2 separate regions of the Homo sapiens genome follow, and region 1 is linked to region 2. Evidence: chromatin loops called from intact Hi-C (ENCODE). Cell type or tissue: right lobe of liver. All regions are shown on one strand. Links, peaks and the distances in the headings refer to the core of each region. The heading gives the core; the rest is flanking DNA. Region 1 overlaps PTPN1 (protein tyrosine phosphatase non-receptor type 1). Region 2 has its middle 11 kb from the start of PTPN1.

Region 1 (9,117 bases), core at 524-8,523, 55 kb before region 2:
TTTCTGCAAAAACTGGAGGGAGAGATAGCAGGGTGACAACTACATGACAGACACGGGAAGCGAGCAGGCTGGATTGGAGGAGTATGACTCACGAGATAGCTGTGTGAACACGCTATCCCAACCATGCCATACCAACCATGACCTAACAAAACTACTAGAGGAAAATGAGAAGACCTGAAATCCAGGAAACTGAATATCCAATAGAGAAGAAAAGCAAAGAAAGTCTCAAGATGACAGCTGTGAGTGGCAAGTCTATAGACCAACCACCCAGATACATGGAGAATGGAAATTTCAAGTAGGATGTCTCCAAGGAAAAACTTGAAACTGAAACCACTCTGTCCAATACAGTAACCCTGAGCTACATGTGGCCAGTCTAAAAAGAGATGTTCTGTAAGTGTAAAATACACATTGGATTTTGAAGACTTAGTAACAAAAGAAATAAATAAAAGCAAAATATCTCAAGTATTTTAAATATTGACCATTTATTGAAATAACATTTTGAATGAACTGGGTTAAGTAAAAGATACTATTAATTTCATCTGCTTCTTTTGACCTTTTTTACTATGGCTACAAAAAAAGGTAAAATCATGTATGTGGGTTGTATTATATGTCTACTGGACAGCACTCACTGATCTTGTGGAAAATCATTCTGTAAGGCTATAAGAAGATATGGGAACATTAGCAAAAGCTACAAAGAAAATTATGCAAATTAAAAAAAAAGGCAATTATCATGGGGTGTGGTGGCATGCGTCTATAATCCCAGCTACTTGGGAAGCTGAGGCAGGAGGCTCACTTGAGCTGAGAAGTTTGAGATGAGTCTGGACAACATGGCAAAACCCCACCTCTACAAAAAACACAAAAATTAACCTGGTGTGGTGGCAAGTGTCTGTAGTCTCAGCTACGCGGGAGGCTTAGGTGGGAGGACTGCTTGAGCCCGGGAGGACTGCTTGAGCCCAGGAGTCCTGGGCTGCATGCGTTATGCCGATCGGGTGTCCGCACTAAGTTTGGCATCAATATGCTGACCTCCCGGGAATGGGGGACCACCAGGTTGCCTAAGAAGGGGTGAACTGGTCCAGGTTGGAAATGGAGCAGGTGGAAATTCCTGTACTGATCAGCAGTGGGATCATGCCCGCGAAGAGCCACTGAACTCTAGCCTGGGCAATATAGTAAGACCCCATCTCTTTAAAAAACAAAATAGGAAAAAAATTAAAAAGTCAATTATTAACAACAGAAATAATGTTTAAAAAAGAAACACAGTACAGTACAGTACAATACTATCTGTGACTATGTGCAGAGGCAAATAATGTAAACAATGAGTACTGATTTAACCAAAAGGTAAAACATTGGGAAAATGGGGGCGGTGAAGCAGAGGGGAGGAAAAGAAAGGGGATGGCTGTTTAAGAAAACTAAATCATCCACCTTAATAATGGTCTCGAATAATGTATCAAAAGATAAACATTTTGAGCTGGGCATGGTGGTATGTGCCTGTAGCGTAGTCTCAGCTACCTGAGAGGCGGAGGCAGGAAGACTGCTTGAGCCCAGGAGTTCGAGGCTACAGTGAGCTACGATGGTGCCACTGTACTCCAGCCTGGGCGACAGAGTTAAGACCCTGTCTCTGAAAAATAATAAAAAGAATTTATAAATTTAAAAAAGATAAACATTTTGCTTAGAAATATGGAGATATATACAAGCTGTAATCAATCAGCAGAACAAAGATTGGGAGTGGTGGTCAATGAGAAAGACCAGAGAAATGGTCTGAGGTGGGGACAGCAAACCACCATATTTTATTTTATTTTTTAAAAGATGGGGTTTTGCTCTTGTTGCCCAGGCTATTAATTTCATCTGCTTCTTTTGACCTTTTCTACTATGGCTACAAGAAAATGTAAAGTCATGTATGTGGGTTGTATTATATGTCTATTGGACAGCACTCACTGATCTTGTGGAAAATTGTTCTGAAATAATGCGATATCGGCTCACCACAACCTCTGCCTCCCGGGTTGAAGCAATTCTCCTGCCTCAGCCTCCCAAGTAGCTGGGATTACAGGCATGCACCACCATGCCCAGCTAATTTTGTATTTTAGTAGTTTCACCATGTAGGTCAGACTGGTCTCAAACTCCTGACTTCAGGTGATCCACCTGCCTCAGCCTCCCAAGGTGCTGGGATTACAAGTGTGAGCCACGACACCCAGCCAAACCACTGGATTTTATCATAAACCGATTACGGTACTATTTGACTCCTTGAGTCATGTGCATATTCAATTTGGATTTAAAAAATGTCCACATTCTGCTATTCTGCTTACTTATTTATAAAACTGTAAAAGGGCAGGTAAGAGTTTTTGACTCATACTAGAGAACAACTAATAACAGAATGATGGAGCTCGAGTGGTGGTTCACATCTGTAATCCCAGCACTTTGGGAGCCGAGGTGGGAGGATTGTTTGAGCCCAGGAGTTCAAGATCAGCCTTGGGCAAAAAAATGATGCCTCGTCTCTACAATACATTTAAAAAAATAGCCGGGTGTGGTGGCGTGCACCTGTGCTTCCATCTACACAAGGGGTTGAGGCAGGAAGATCACTTGAGCCCAGGAGATTGAATCTGCAGTGACCCATAAACACATCACTGCACTCTAGCCTCTCCAGCCTGGGCAGCAGAGTGAGACCCTGTCTCAAAACCAAAAACAAACCCACACAAAAAAACAACAGCATGATGACAGATTACAAACCTACCTAAGAGTAAATAAATTAATCCAATAGTAACACATCCACTGCATCACTTACAGATGAGATTAAGCTTTCAGGGAAATGCTATACAGCACAGAAAAAAAAAAAAAGACCTGAAAAAGTAAAAATCTAAGTCTTAAATTTGTTATTCTACGTATCATTTGGAAGCATTCAGCAGTGAGTACAAATTCTGCCCTTGAAGTGAAAAACAATCTGGTCAGTCCAGCTGGTGTGACTGGATGAAGATGTAAGAAATATCTGATACAGATAAACCACTCAGCTAACGAATATTTACCCGGAGCAAATAAGGGCCGAAATAACAGTTGCAACTGATTTTATTCAGCCAAAAGGATTATGCATATGTACTTTTTTTGGTGTGTGTGTGTGCATGCCTGAGAGACAGAGAAATAAAAAAAAAAAAATAGAGGTAAGAAGCAAAACGTGGAGATGTCATTTAATAAAGACATTGGGAAAATAAAAGGTATCTACATAATACTTTTTAAAAAACAGATTTTAAAATTAAGGTATACTCAGAGTAAAATGCAAAGATCTTAAGTATGTACTTGAATACATTTTTAAAACTGCTTTTGAGGTATATTTTACAAATAATAAAACATACCCACTTAAGTGTTCAGTGAGTTTTAAGCAATGTCTACAACCATTTAACTATCAATGCAACCAAGATACAAAACATTTCCATCACCCCAAAAAGTTCACTTGTGCTTCTGGTTCCAGTCAATTCAACCTTCCACTCCCACCCCGCTACTGCCACCAAAGGCAACCACAGTCTGCTTTGTATTGTTCACATTTTTTTCCATACCATCTAACTTATTGCATTTACTAGCATAAAGTTTGCATTACACTCCTTTGAATTCTCTGTTTTTCTTCCTGATACTGTTAATTTGTATGTCTTTTCTTTTTTCTTGGCCAGTTTAGCTAGAAATTTATCAATTTTACTGATCTTTACAAAGAACCAGCTTTTCATTTAATTGATTTTCTTTGCTCTTTGTTTTATACTTCACTAACTTCTACTCTATTTCCTTTCTTCTTACTTTGGATTTAATTTGTTCTTTTTCTAATTTCTTACAGACAGCATGTAGTTGGGTCATGCTTTTTCAATCTAATCTGACAATCTTCATCCTTTAATTCAGGTATTTAGAACATTTACATTTAATATAACTATTGACATGGCTAGATTTAAATCTGCCATATTGCTAGTTTAGCTGCTTTCTATTTGACTCATTTGATCTTTGTTCCTTTTTTCCTCTGTCTCTGCCTTCTTTTGAATGTTTTTCTTTTTTTGCATCTATCTTATCTCCACCATTGGCACATTAGCCATATCTCTTTATTTTCATTTTTTAGTGTTCTATTTGGTTTACAATATGCATCGAATTCACGATGGTCTACTTTCAAATAATAGTGCATTTTACCAAAAATACGACAACAGCATTTGTCCACTTATCCTTTATGCTATTATCATACATTTTTTATTTCTATGTTATAAATATGATGTATTTTTATTTTTGCTTTAAATAAATTTTAAAATAAAAATATATTTCATATTTATCTATGTATGTCACTTTTAGCAATCCTCATTCTTTAGTATATATCCAAATTTCCATCTTTTATCATTTCTCTTCTGTTTCAAGGACTTCCTTTTTTTTATGCTAGTCTGCTGGCAACAAATTCTCTGCCTTTATTTTTTCCCCAAATAAGTCGTTATTTCACTGCCTTTTGAGAGAGAGAGAGAGAGAGAGAGAGAGATGTGGTCTTGCTGTTGCCTAGGCTGGAGTGCAGTGATGCAGTCCTAGCTCACTCCAGCCTTGAACTACTGGGCTCAGGCAATCCTCCCTTCTTAGCCTCCAGGCTAGCTAGAGTTACAGGTGTGGACCTCCACATCCAGCTAATTTATTTCATTTTATTTTTTGTAGAGACAGGGTCTGGCTATGTTGCCCAAGCAGATCTCAAGCAATCCTCCTGACTCAGGCTCCCAAAGTGCTGGGATTGCAGGCATGAGACAGTGTGCCAGGCCTACTGTGGTTTTGTTTATTTTGCTGAAGGTTTGTTGAAATGCTTGAATCTGTAGGCTTATAGTTTTCATTAAACCTGGAAAAAACTTGAACCTTATTCCTTCAAGTATTTTGGGGGCAGACTTGTTTAATATTGTTCCATATGTCACTGAGGCACCCCCCAATCCACATTTTTTTCCTCTCTGTACTTCCCTTGGGTATATTCTCATATAGATGCTGTTTTTTTCTTCTGCAGTGCCTAAACTATTAATCCTATCCAGCTAAATTCTCATTTCAGATATTGTATTTTTCTTCTTTAGAAATGGTATTCGGTTGTTTTTCTTCCATTATCCTCATTATGTTGTTTTTCTTTAAATCTGCTAAGTTATTTATAATAGCTGTTTTAATGTCCTTATCTGCTAATTTATCATCTGTCATTTCTGGGCTTGCTTCTAATGTCTGATTTTTCTTCTAGCTATGCATCACATTGTTTACTTATTATTATTACTTTTTGCATATCTGATGGTTTTCGGTTGAATGTTTCTACCAAATATCCTACGTATTACAGAGGTCTGTCTCTCTCCGTTCTGGCCGATGCAAGCTTGAATGAGTGCTGGGAATTATCCACTCCCCAACAGTTGTTCTTTATCCAAGCTCATGAAGAGACACCCTACAAAGTGTACACTGTATCCAGCCAGACTCAAGGTGATCCCTTTGCAGATTTCTGGAGTTCTTTCTGTCATAGCCTGCTCATCCTTAGTACCCTGCTCTGCAAATCCTAGCCATTTCAGCCTCCTTTGAACCCCAATCTGCCTCCTAAATTCAGCAAGATCGCCAGGCAGAAAGTTCATCCTAGCGCTCATCCCTTTCCAGTCTACTAAGGTAATGCTTTTATTATCACTCTATAGTTTTCGTATTAGTCACCAGACAAAAATTAGATATCAGAGTGTCAACATTTATTCAACAAATATAAAGGGCCTACTGTGTGTCAGGCACTGTTTTGAATATTGGAGCTACAGCAAAGAACCAAACATAAAAATTCCTTCCTTTATAGAATTTACCTTCTATGAGAGACAGAGAGAGACAGAGAGACAAAATATATGTCAGCTGATAAGTACTAAATTGAAAAATCAAGTAGAGGAAATAAAAGGAGAAGGTTGGGCAGATTATTTTTTTATAATAAGTAGGATGGTCACAAAAGACCTTCCAGTAAAAGTGACACTGGAACAGAGATCTGATGAAGGTGAGGGAGTGAGCCATGGGAATGTTTGGAGGGGAATATTCCAGGTAGGAGGACGCACGGCATGTCTGAGGAAGAGAAGAAAGCCATTGTGGTGGGAGTGAGGGGCAAAGTGGTGGAGATGAAGCTGCAGGTCAGGGAGAGCATGCTGGATCCCAGAACAGGTATATTAGCACTATACCTGGCTAGTTAAAAAAAAAAAAAAAATTTTTTTTTTCCTGTTTGTAGAGATGAGGTCTCATTATATTACCCAGTTTGAGGCTGGTCTCAAACTCCTGGGCTCAAATAATTCTCCAGTCTCAGCCTCCCATAGTGCTGAGATTACAGGCATGAGCCACTGCACCTGGCTGAGGATTTCTGATCACAGCAGTAAGTGGATCCCTTCTGGCTGCTACGCGCAGATGGGATTGCAGGGATCAATGGTGTAAGGAAGGATACAGTCAGGAAACTAAGGTAACAATGCAGCAAAGGATGCTGTGGCTGAAACCACAGTGACAGTAACAGAAGAGGTGAGAAGGGGTCAGTTTCTGGATAATTTATTAGAAATCAGTTTCTGGCGAATCCCTCATCTTTCTCTACTTTAGAATGGTATATGGAAAACACACACATACTCTGAGTACAAGTCTTTATATTTCATTTTGTAAGATAAAATGCCAGGCTTAGAGTCTTAAAATTGAGGGGTGATAGGACCTACGCAATTAAAGGTAACTATAACATTAATGGTTTGGAAGAAAGTAAGTAGACTACCGTACCGTAACAGCAAAACGAGATTTCTGTATTCTACAACTGTATCACAGGGGAGCTACGTTTCCAACAGCTATAGAAAAAGCAGATTCATGACTAATGAACACATTTAACTAGCCTTCCACTGCAAGCAAAAAATGTCCCTAGAAGATCTTTTATTATGCTAACCAAAGATTAAATAACTACTTCTAATCTACTGAATGTGTAAAATTTCCACAGAGAAAACAAAATAAAATAAAAGCCTTTAAAACCGATTAAGATGACTGCTGGGTAAACTGATGAGCCAAACCAAAAGGGAATAATAAACTTGCCATGAAACAGATTCCCAGAAGAGTCCCCTGAACAAAAACACTAAAGATGTCAGGAGTCATTCAGTGTGTGCCTCAGCATTTCAGGGCTGGATCACACTAAATTAGAAATTTTACCAATGGGAAATAGTATCAACAGGTAACAAACAGGTTCTTTACGGATCTCTCCTTCCCCCAGTCCACACCTCAGTGGTTTTTTAAGAGCCTCCTTTCTCTTAGTGTAGATTTCAGAAATGTGATAGAATAAAACGCCACACATCATAGATGTCAAATGTGTACGGCTCTCCCAGAGTGCACGCCTGATCATGTGCTCCTGAAGCAGGCTTGGGTGTGCCCAAAGCTTACAGGTAAATGGTTTCCATTTCACTGTATCATTTTACATAGGCATCAGGCACACAAAGTGATCTGAATCATTTCTGTGGTAAACCATTGTCATGAGAGAAAAAAGCAAGTCCTTCCAAAGTTATGATTTAGCTAGGCTAGGAAGATTCACAAGCACTTGATCAAGTTTAAACAAAGCATCTGCTGAGCTGGAGATTTTAAAAGGGGCAAGGAGGGGCAGAAACCTTCTTCACCTGAATAGTTTTTATAGCTCTTCCTCATTTCCCATCCTTCCCCACTCATTTAAGAAGGTAACAGATGATCTCCCAATGAACACAAAGGGGTAACATGCTTACAAAACTCTGGTAACAGAATGAATTAGAGCCTGGAGTTAATTAATTTTTATATTTATTCAGGAAAGCTCATTATCCATTATTCAGACACCTCCCAAACTCAATTAGGCAAAAAGTCAAACTTGGGTGAAAAGCTGGCAATATTTGATTAGAGATTTCTATTTCTCCTGAAAACACACAGGCATAAAAGCCAGTTTATCCTTGCGGAAATATTTCCATGTTTATATTAAGCACTTCATCAAGTGAAACATCACAATCTGGGTTTAACACCCTTCTCCTCGGTCCACAACTGGGTGAATGTCTCTTACGGGCTCCATGGTAAAATGCATTACTCATTTTAAAGCTATCTGCTAAGTGAAGAAGTAGAGGCAGCAACCCATTAGCAGCCAGGAGTCTGAGAAGAAGTGCTTTGGACTCTCATCTTAGTGTCCCCTCCTAACACAGGCCCAGGCCCAGGGTAGGCACTCAACATAATTTTGTTAACTGAATCAATGGATACTTCAAAGGTTCCCAAAGCTTGAAGTGTCCTTAACAATATACCAACATTCTTTATAGAACAGAAGTGCTCCTGAAAGGGAATGTGTATAAGCAAATATCTGATCCAATCCTATTTTCTCAATTACTTGTTACAAAATGGAAATTACTGAAATCACATTTATTTTATTTATTTGCAGTTGACCCACACAGCCTTCTGACCAAACAGTGTCAAAATAGTTACTAAAACATGGATTCAAAGCAGAAAGAGTAATTTTTGAAAGTGATCTCTGTTTTAAAAGTCTGAAGGAATAAAAAATTCCAAGGGTACCTTTTACTCACTGGAACTTCAGGGAACTACAAAGTCCCTTAGCACCCATCACATCTTCTAAGATCTCCCGGAACCTCCATTCTACAAATGGTTATCTAATTTGATTGTTCGGGTTGTTACCTGGTTCTTCAGGGAAGCTACTGGCTTTCAGAAATGTACAGACAGAGCTAGATTGAAGGGAAATGCAGAAATATAGTAAAGGCAATGATTTAAAATGCAGTAAGTGAACACACAGTGTACATTTCCTGGAACTCTTGCAGTAGTCGCTGAATAGGGAGATATATATAGAAGGGGGGGTGGGGTAACTAGCATAAAATTTTAGAAACCAGATCTTCAAAGTAATGCATGTTGAACAAATTTTGTTAATCACAAATCTCATTATAAATGAGAAAATTTCTATGTAACAAAGTATACTCCGAGGAATATACAAATCATCAGAGGTTCAATGTCTTCCAGGTCAAAAGCAATGCTATATATGAAAGTTAATGAAACGATATAATTTACTACAAAAACCTTAGGAAAATATTTTTATTATATTTATGTGTACATTCATATAAGCAATATGAAATAAATCATATACTTAATATGAAATGCTAAGATAAACTACACTGTTTAATA
Region 2 (9,117 bases), core at 556-8,555:
CCCAGAAGAGCATATCAGTTTTAGAAGGTTCTGGAAATGAACATAACAGGGCTTCTTTGTACATCATAGACTCAGAGTTCAAGAATCCTCAAGGTCATCTAGCTTCCTCCACTCACCACTGGGTACACATAGCCAGGAAGGAAGATGGCTCTTCCCCCCACAAGATTCACCCATGCTCGCCTAAGAGAGTTTGGGCACTTTGACTGGTTGGCTGACTTAGGGACAGCCAGAGACATCCCTGCAATGGAATAAGTAATGGGGAAAAGCCAAGGCCCAAGGCACTAGAAACTGGGTGCACAGAACTCCAACCTTCAGCCATAAACCATGCTAACTAATAGTGTTACCTTTTTTTTTTTTTTTGAGACAGGGTCTCACTTTGTTGCCCCAGGCTGGAGTGCACTGGTACAATCTCGGCTCACTGCAACCTCTGCCTCCCACGTTCAAGTGATTCTCCTACCTCAGCCTCCCAAGGAGCTGGGATTACAGGCACTTGCCACCACGCTTGGCTAATTTATTTTGTATTTTTAGTAAAGATGGAGTTTCACCATGTTGGCCAGGCTGGTCTCAAACTCCTGACCTCAAGTGATCTGCCCGCCTCAGCCTCCCAAAGTGCTGGGATTATAGGCGTGAGCCACCATGCCTGGCCTAAAAGCATTACTTTGAATTTTGTGTTTCCCAACAGCCCTGCAAGCCTGCTGTTTATCCACATTTGAGAGATGAGAAAATAGCTGCTCGGAGAGGCTAAAGAGGTGAAAGCAATGAACACCCAGTACAGAATGCTGGCTTGCATGCTGGATGACAGAGCACCGTGGTACAGAGCTAGGAGCTTCTAACCCCTGAGGCTGCTACTCACTAGCTTGCAGGCCTGGGTCAAGTTGCTAAATGGAAATCCTGGTGTCAGCCTGGATACTTTCCAGTGAGAAAAACCCAACTGAAAAGTGGCTTTCGCAAAACGGGGAATTTACTGGCTCATGAAATTGGGAAGTCCAAAGGAGGCTTCCTTGCTTCAGGCACCGCCAGATCCAGGGCCTCAAACGTCATTGTGACTCTCTCTCTCCCCAGCTCTTTTATGTTTCTTCCCCTGTGCTAGCTTCACTCTCGAGCAGGCTGTCCTCTAGAGCCCCAGCAGCCCCAGGCTCACAGCCTATCAGCTCAGCAGCTCCAGTGGGAAGAGCTTCTTTTCCCTGGTGGACCCTGAGTCCTGGCCTTGAGTCTCATTGATCCAACTGAAGCTCACATGCCATCTCTAATCCAATCCCTCTGCCCAGGGGAGAATTTGTCAATTGAGGAAACTGAGGCTCAGAGAGGCCAGTTATTTAACCAAGGTCATACAGCCAGTAGGTAGTCAAGTGGGATTTAAATCCCTGATTTAATCCCAGATGCAGCCTGATTTCAGCATCTATATTCTCAGCCATGAAGCTATACAGTCTCTCCAAGGACTCCCATGAGCTCTAAAAACAATAGTAATAACAATGAGGATAATAATAACGATAATCATTCATTAACACCACCACTCTGGAGCCTGTACTATTGTGATCTCCATTTGAACCGTGGCACAGAGAGGTTAAGCAACTTGCCCACAGTCACACAGATGAGAAATGGTGGAGTCAGGATTTGAACCCAGTTCAGCTCTATTTGCTGCTTCTAGTTCTGAAACTATATTAAATATATGAGTTCTGCACTATTTCAGAACTCACGGGAAGGTTAACAGCCCAGAATCTCCCACTCACGTCTCTACTGGGCTTCATTTTTACTGGGCTTCATTTTTAATGGGCGACTCCCCTGCCTCTCTACCACCCGGAAGACATTTTAAGCTTTACAGCAAGTCATTAAAAAGAAACAAAAATAAATGCGTAAACATAATCCCACGCTGCCTGTCTGGTAAGAGCAACTTCCCCGGTGGGGGAGGAGGAGGCATTCAGGGGGAACTAGGGGAATCACATGTGTTCTGAGAAAGGAGGGTCAGAGATGTGCGGGAAAGTTCAAGGAGGGAAGTTGGATCCAAAGATGGAAACCGGTCCCAGCTCCATGCTTTCAGCAAAGGAGGAGTCTGGGGAGGGTTTCCAGAGGCCCCTACAACATCCTCCACACTCTAGTTTGCAGGGCTGAGGCTTGCGGGGGCACTTTCACTGTACACATGGTGGTTCTGGGTGTGGGTTCTGGAATTAGGCTGAATTGGGCTCATGTGCCCTTGGGCAAGTTCCTTACCCTCTCCAATCCTTGGTTTTCCATCTTTTACAGAATGCAGGGATGTGATGATTAAATGAGAGTATGTGTGTAAAGCACTCAGCCTGGTCTCTAGTTCACAGCAAGGACTCAAAAATTTTGCTGTTGTTCTACAGTTGTGTAAGTTGCTGAGTGGAAAAAAGCAAGCTACCATCTGTCTTCAGAAGTTTTTCATAATATATATTGCAACCTGCAATTTTACAACCCTATTTTTTGTTCTGCTGCTGTAGGTGAACTTGGCTGGTTTCATGGGTGTGTGTGCAACCTGTGTGATTGCAGAGTCCCGAGCTCAGAAGGGGCCTGCACTTGTTTGCTCTGCTGTCTTTGTCTTGAAATTCTTTTGTTTGTTTGTTTGTTTCTTTGTTTTTGTTTGTTTTTGAGACTGAGTCTCGCTCTGTTGTCCAGGCTGGAGTGCAGTGGCGTGACCTTGGCTCTCTGCAACCTCTGCCTCTTGGGTTAAAGCAATTCTCCTGCCTCAGCCTCTCGAGTAGCTGGGATTACAGGCACCTGCCACCATGCCCGGCTAATTTTTTTTTTTTGTATTTTTAGTAGAGACGGGGTTTCACCATGTTGGCCAGGCTGGTTTTGAACTCCTGATCTCAAGTGATCTGCCCGCCTCGGCCTCCCAAATTGCTAGGATTACAGGTGTGAGCCACCGCACCCAGCCTTGAAATTCTTAATAATTTTTTTTTTTTTGAGATGGAGTCTTGCTCCGTTGCCCAGGCTGGAATGCAGTGGTGCAATCTTGGCTCACTGCAACCTCTGCCTCCCAGTTTCAAGAGATTCTCCTGCCTCAGCCTCCCGAGTGGCTGGGATTACAGGCACCCACCACCACGCCCGGCTAATTTTGGTGTTTTTAGTAGAGATGAGGTTTCACCATGTTGGCCAGGCTTGTCTCAAACTCCTGACCTCAGGAGATCCACCTGCCTCGGCCTCTGAAAGTGCAGGGATTACAGGCATGAGCGACTGTGCCTGGCCGAAACTCGCAATAATGTTTGAACAAGGAGCCCCGCATATTCATTCTGCATTGAGCTTATGTAACCAGTTCTGGAGGTGAAGTCTAGTTTTTCAAGTTTTTGAAGGGGATTTGGAGCCATTTTTGTCTTTGAAGATGAGAATGTTCTTCCATTATTCTGGGAGAAATCACTGCTCTTGGGGAGAATCCTAAGACAGTGATATTATCCAGATGCAGATTCCCCATGTTGAGTTGTTTCTTATTGTTTAATAATACTAGTTATGTTAGCTACATGTATTGGGCTTTGACGAAAGACTAGGCTCTGCACTAAGCTAGCACTTTACCTTTATCATCTCTCTACATCTTCCCAACAACCCTGTAAGAGAAACTGTCATTAACCTCATTTCACAGATGAGGAAACTGAGGCTTGGAGTGATACATGACTTGCCCACTGTTGCACACCAGCATTGTGATAATGCATGTAAGTTGGGTGGATCTGTACTAGGACCATAGCCTTTTAGAAAAGAGGAATGAATTTCTAAGCTTTGATTTAGCTAGAAGGGTTCCTGAAGTCCTTGGGAAAGATGTGTACCTTTTTGACCAAGTATTTGCTCCAGCAGTTTCTGTATTTGAAGATGAAACTGGTCTTCTGTTTGAGACTTGACTGTGCAGAGAAGAGGCGCTGACCTGAACTTTCCTTCCCCTTGTGCTGGTGGGAAGCCCTTGGAGAGGACTCTGATTTGGAATAACTGAAAGTGGAGGGACCCGGGCTTAGGGGATCGCACTTACAACTCTTGTGATGGCCTCATCCAGGCCACAGGGAAGTGAGCTGCAAGGGGAACCACATGGGGAATTGTACTTTCTTCAGGAGGACATGGATATTCCCACTGCCCATATCCTGGGGTAGGCAAGGAAGCCAGACTCACTGTGGGAAGGGGAGGGCCTTTTGCTTTACCTGGGGCAAAGAGGAGAAAGAGGGGGTCCTAAATTCTAGGGAGAAGAAGTTAGGCAGCCATCATCCACGGGAGGTAGGCTGGTTCTCACAGCATGACAGCATGCTAGAGAGAAAGGAGGGTGAAGACCAGCAGGAAGGAAAGCATGAAGCAGCTATATGGCCTCCAAACATGATTTATTTACAATTTCATTTTGCATTTCCCTTTTCTGCATTGTAATTCTCACCTGTTATCCCCAAGGCTTCAGTAAAATTTTGTTAACTGCTATGGGCTCATCTTAGCTGCTGGGTCAGATACTAATTGTCCCCAGTGTCAGTTCTCTGCTTTCATAGAAACAGGATTGTAACTGGGCACATGCCTGCCTGGCTAAAGACTACATTTCCCAACTTCCCTTGCAACTAGATGTGCCATATGACTGCATGCTGACCAATAGGACCTGAGTGGAAGTGACGTGCACCATTTCTAAATCATGCCTTTAAAGGCTTGGTTCAGGAACAGTGTGGGGTGGGGTCAGGGTCTTTCTTTTTTTTTTTTTTTTTTTTTGAGATGGAGTCTCGCTCTGTCGCCTGGCTGGAGTGCAGCGATGCCATCTCAGCTCACTGCAACCTCCGCCTCCCAGGCTCGAGCAATTCTCCTGCCTCAGCCTCCTGAGTAGCTGGGACTACAGGCGCGTGCCACCACACCCAGCTAATTTTTGTATTTTTAATAGAGATGGGGTTTCACCATGTTGGCCAGGATGGTCTTGATCTCTTGCCCTTGTGATCTGCCCACCTTGGCCTCCTAAAGTGCTGGGATTACAGGTGTGAGCCACCAAGCCCGGCTGGGTTGGGGTCTTTCTTTCACCTTTTCTTCCATAGTACTGCCTGGAATGTGACATGGTGGCACCAACTTGAACTGTGTGGACAAGAGCAACATGGAAGGGATGGAAGAAAACAAGATAGAAAAAGCCTGAGACTCTGACCCCATGGGCCAGCCCCATTAGCCCCAGACTGATCACACACACTGTTACATGAACAAGACATAAAAGGGCTGATATTCAGCTGATATGCACAGCTACAGTCATCCTGATTGCTTGTAGGTATCATTCTGACTGGTTAGAAATAAATTTCTGGGCTGGGCATGGTGGCTCACGCCTGTAATCCCAGCACTTTGGGAGGCCGAAGTGGGCAGATCATGAGGTCAGGAGTTCGAGACCAGCCTGACCAACATGGTGAAACCCCGTCTCTACTAAAACTACAAAAATTAGCCAGGTATTGTGGCAAATCCCTGTAGTCCCAATTACTTGGGAGGCTGAGGCAGGAGAAACACTTGAGCCCAGGAGGTTGCAGTGAGCCGAGATCACACCACTGCACTCTAGCCTGGGTGACACAGCGAAACCCAGTCTCAAAAAAAAAAAAAAAAAGTAATAAACTTCTGCTTTGTTTAAACCGCTGTTAATGAGGGTCTCAGTTACAGTAATTAAACCTATATTCTAATCAATCCAGCCATGTTTTGGGGGCTGTTAAGGAAGAGGGCTGGGTACTACTTTCAAGTTGAGATGGTGTTAGTGACAGGAGCACCATCCTGGTGCAGACAGTTAGGAGGTGGCAGACAAGGGCAGTAGATGCCCTGGGAGAAAGGGCTCACTGTGGTTGCCAAGCAATCACAAGCATGGTCCAGGGAACATGAGAACATCCCCCAGAGACTCTGAGTAATATCCTGCAGAAAGAACCTGATGAAAGTTCTGTCTTGTTAGGGTCATGGGGTTCCGATGTTAGATATTAAAGAGGAAGCTGGAAATCTGGGGGATGGCTGGGGTTATAAACAGGGCCCAGTGAATGTTAATTCCCTTCTGAGGCAGACACTGTTGGTTGCCTATCTATTCATCTTTCTCTTCCCCCTTCTTCTTGGCTGACAGTGCCAAGAAGAAAAAACTGGGAGGCCCCTTCAAAGCCTCCTTTGCATCAGGGCATGGGTATGGGACTCAATCCTGGCCAATGGCAGTATTGCAAAATCTGCCCAAGAGCTTCTGGGAAAGATTTTCCCTTCTTGTAAAGGAGACATATGGGGCCAGGCATGGTGGCTTACGCCTGTAATCCTAGCATTTTGGGAGGCCGAGGCGGGCGGATCACTTGAGGTCAGGAGTTCAAGACTAGCCTGGCCAACATGGTGAAACCCTGTCTCTACTAAAAATAGAAAAAATTAGCTGGGCGTGGTGGCGGGCACCTGTAGTCCCAGATACTCGGGAGGCTGAGGCAGGAGAATGGCATGAACCTGGGAGGCAGAGCTTGCAGTGAGCCGTGACTGCACCACTGCACTCCAGCCTGGGGGGACAGAGCGATGCTCCGTCTCAAAAAAAAAAAAAAAAAAAAAAAAAAGAGAGACATATGGGAGGAATTATTTTTTTTTAAAACCAGGCTAAGATAGAGGAGCAAAAATATAAAAAGCACTTAGGTCCTTGACATCACTGAGTTATCGAATTGTCCCTGGGACTGCCTAGCTCTGGACTTATTTGAAGACATCATAAACATTTTTACTACTTAAGCCACTTTGGGTTGGTTTTTTTGTTACCTGCAGCTGAGAGCATGCTAACTGATACAGGGTCTTTGTCTTCTGTCTCTACCTTCCTTTAGCCCTATGGGTCTCATGTTTAGACACATTCCTTCCCCAGAGCACCAGTTGTTTGGAAGTCAAGATCTTTTGGAAACTACCTGTATTAACTTATCATCACTGCCTGCTAAATAAGATTCTCTCTGGTCACTCCTTACTTCTTCATTTCAGGAGCGAAATTGGTATCTGGTGGGGTGAAAGCAGAACCTCGGCCTTCATGCAACTCTGTGTTTGGGTATGGAATGATCCTCTCATATTGGTCTTAGCAATCTGCACGTGTGTCTCTCTCAGCCCTCACAGTCGTGGATCCTGTAGTATTCATCTTGCTATGTCCCCAGGGCCTAGCCCAGGACCTGGGCGAGAAGAGGTGCTCCCTGAATGCTTGTCAAATAAATATATGAAGAATTAATCATCACATCCCATTTTATCACCTCCCTAAACAGAGTCATTTTCCCTCCCCACTGCCTTCCTGCATTCCTCTAGGGCAAGATGGTTCTTGCAGAGAGAGAGAGAGAGAGAGTGAGAATGAAGAAGAGGTTAACCCAATTGTCATTTCCAAAGCAGCTGTTAATCCCTGCCTTCTTAAATTACCCTTATTGTACCCACTTTCAGCCTCAATGTTGGGTCAGCACTGAGGCAACTCTGACTTTGGTCTCCTTTAAAAAAAAGGAAAAAGAAGGAAGGAGGGAGAGAAGGAAACTCTGCCTGTATTCAAACCATTTCAAGAAACATGGTTGAACTAAAGAGAGAAGCAATTTAAAGTGGGTGTTTTCACACGCAGAGCTGGAAGTTCTAGCATTGGAGGTAGGACATTTTTGTTGTTCTTATTTCTTTTTCTTATCACAAAAGGAATACTCATTTAATGAAGAAAACTTGAAAAGTGCATATAAAAGAGACACAACTTACTTTTTTTTTTTTTTTTTAAACGGAGTTTCACTCTTGCTACCCAGGCTGGAGTGCAATGGAGCGATCTTGGCTCACCGCAACCTCTGCCTCCCAGGTTCAAGCAATTCTCCTGCCTCAGCCTCCCTAGCAGCTGGGATTACAGGCACGCACCACCATGCCTGGATAATTTTGTATTTTTAGTAGAGACAGGGTTTCTCCATGTTGGTCAGGCTGGTCTCGAAATCCCGACCTCAGATGATCTGCCTGTCTCGGCCTCGCAAAGTGCTGGGATTACAGGCGTGAGCCACTGCGCCTGGCCCACAACTTACTTTTAACTCTTACTACCTGTGCTGGTCACTGCTCACGTGTTGTGTGTGTGTTTTTTGTTTTGTTTTGTTTTTGTTTGAGACGGAGTCTCACTCTGTCCCTCAGGCTGGAGTGCAGTGGTGCGATCTCGGCTCACTGCAAGCTCTGCCTCACGGGTTCACGCCATTCTCCTGCCTCAGCCTACCGAGTAGCTGGGACTACAGGCGCCCGCCACCATGCCCGGCTAATTTTTTTTTTGTATTTTTAGTAGAGACGGGGTTTCGCCGTGTTAGCCAGGACGGTCTCGATCTCCTGACCTTGTGATCTGCCCACCTCGGCCTCCCAAAGTGCTGGGATGACAGGCGTGAGCCACCGCGCCTGGCCACTGCTCACATTTTGGTAAGCACATTTTCACAAGTTCTTAGGTCTCTCTGTCACTTCATCTCGATCTTCATCCTCCCTTTATTCTAACCCCTCCCTTTCACTCTGTCTTTCTGAGGTCTCTGTCTCTCTCTTTCTCTTTTTATCAATTTTTTTTTTTTTTTTTTTTTTGGTGACAGAGTCTCACTCTGTTGCCCAGGCTGGAGTGGCACAATCTTGGCTCTTTGCAAGCTCTGTTTCCTGGGATCAAGTGATTCTCCTGCCTCAGCCTCCCAAGTAGCTGGGATTACAGGCATGTGCCACTACGCCCAGCTAACTTTTTGTATTTTTAGTAGAGACAGGGTTCACCATGTTGGCCAGGCTGGTCTTGAACTCCTGACCTCAGGTGATTCGCCCGCTCAGCCTCCCAAAGTGCGAAAGAGATAAATACCCCAGCTCCTTGCTTCTCAGGTATGGCAATGTGGAGGCATGGCCCTTACATGGGTGGGTTTGAGCCCCACTGGCCCACATGCTCATTCATGTCCCTTCCCAGACATTATTTGAAGACATTATTTGAAGACATCAGGAGCATTTTTACTGTTTAAGCCACTTTGGATTGGCTTGCTACTTGCAGTTGAGAGCATGCTAACTGGTACATGGTCTTTGTCTTCTGTCTCTATCTTCCTGTAGCCCTATGGGTCTGAAGTTCAGCCATATTCCTTCCCCAGAGCCCTAGTTGCCTTGGAAGTCAAGATCTTTTAGAAGCCACCTGCATCAACTTTTCACCACTGTCCTAAATCAGAAACTTCGTGGTCACTTCCCCACTCCTCACCTGCTGCCTCC

The links. Hi-C counts contacts between places; a loop is a spot of excess contacts. Peaks named below come from ENCODE experiments on the same cell type or tissue, not always from the same donor. Only the 100,000 strongest peaks of a DNase experiment are listed, where the experiment ranks them.
Region 1: it touches region 2 in a loop (2.3-fold over the local background); 3 of 110 quality-filtered maps call a loop at or near these places.

What each region holds. Positions count from the first base shown.
Region 1 is chr20:50,549,747-50,558,863 of GRCh38, reverse strand. The region is part of intron 1 of PTPN1 (protein tyrosine phosphatase non-receptor type 1); the gene reads right to left. It also overlaps the pseudogene RN7SL672P. Among named protein-coding and RNA genes, the nearest start is that of MIR645, 31 kb to the left of the region's middle. RefSeq lists a silencer at 4,358-4,652. In right lobe of liver, for the core only: no CTCF peak of the experiment used is centred there; no DNase peak of the experiment used is centred there.
Region 2 is chr20:50,495,003-50,504,119 of GRCh38, reverse strand. No RefSeq gene overlaps it. Among named protein-coding and RNA genes, the nearest start is that of PTPN1, 11 kb to the left of the region's middle. RefSeq lists enhancers at 4,208-4,437, 5,600-5,669. In right lobe of liver, for the core only: no CTCF peak of the experiment used is centred there; DNase peaks (open chromatin) are centred at 869 and 4,539; H3K27ac peaks cover 2,255 bases.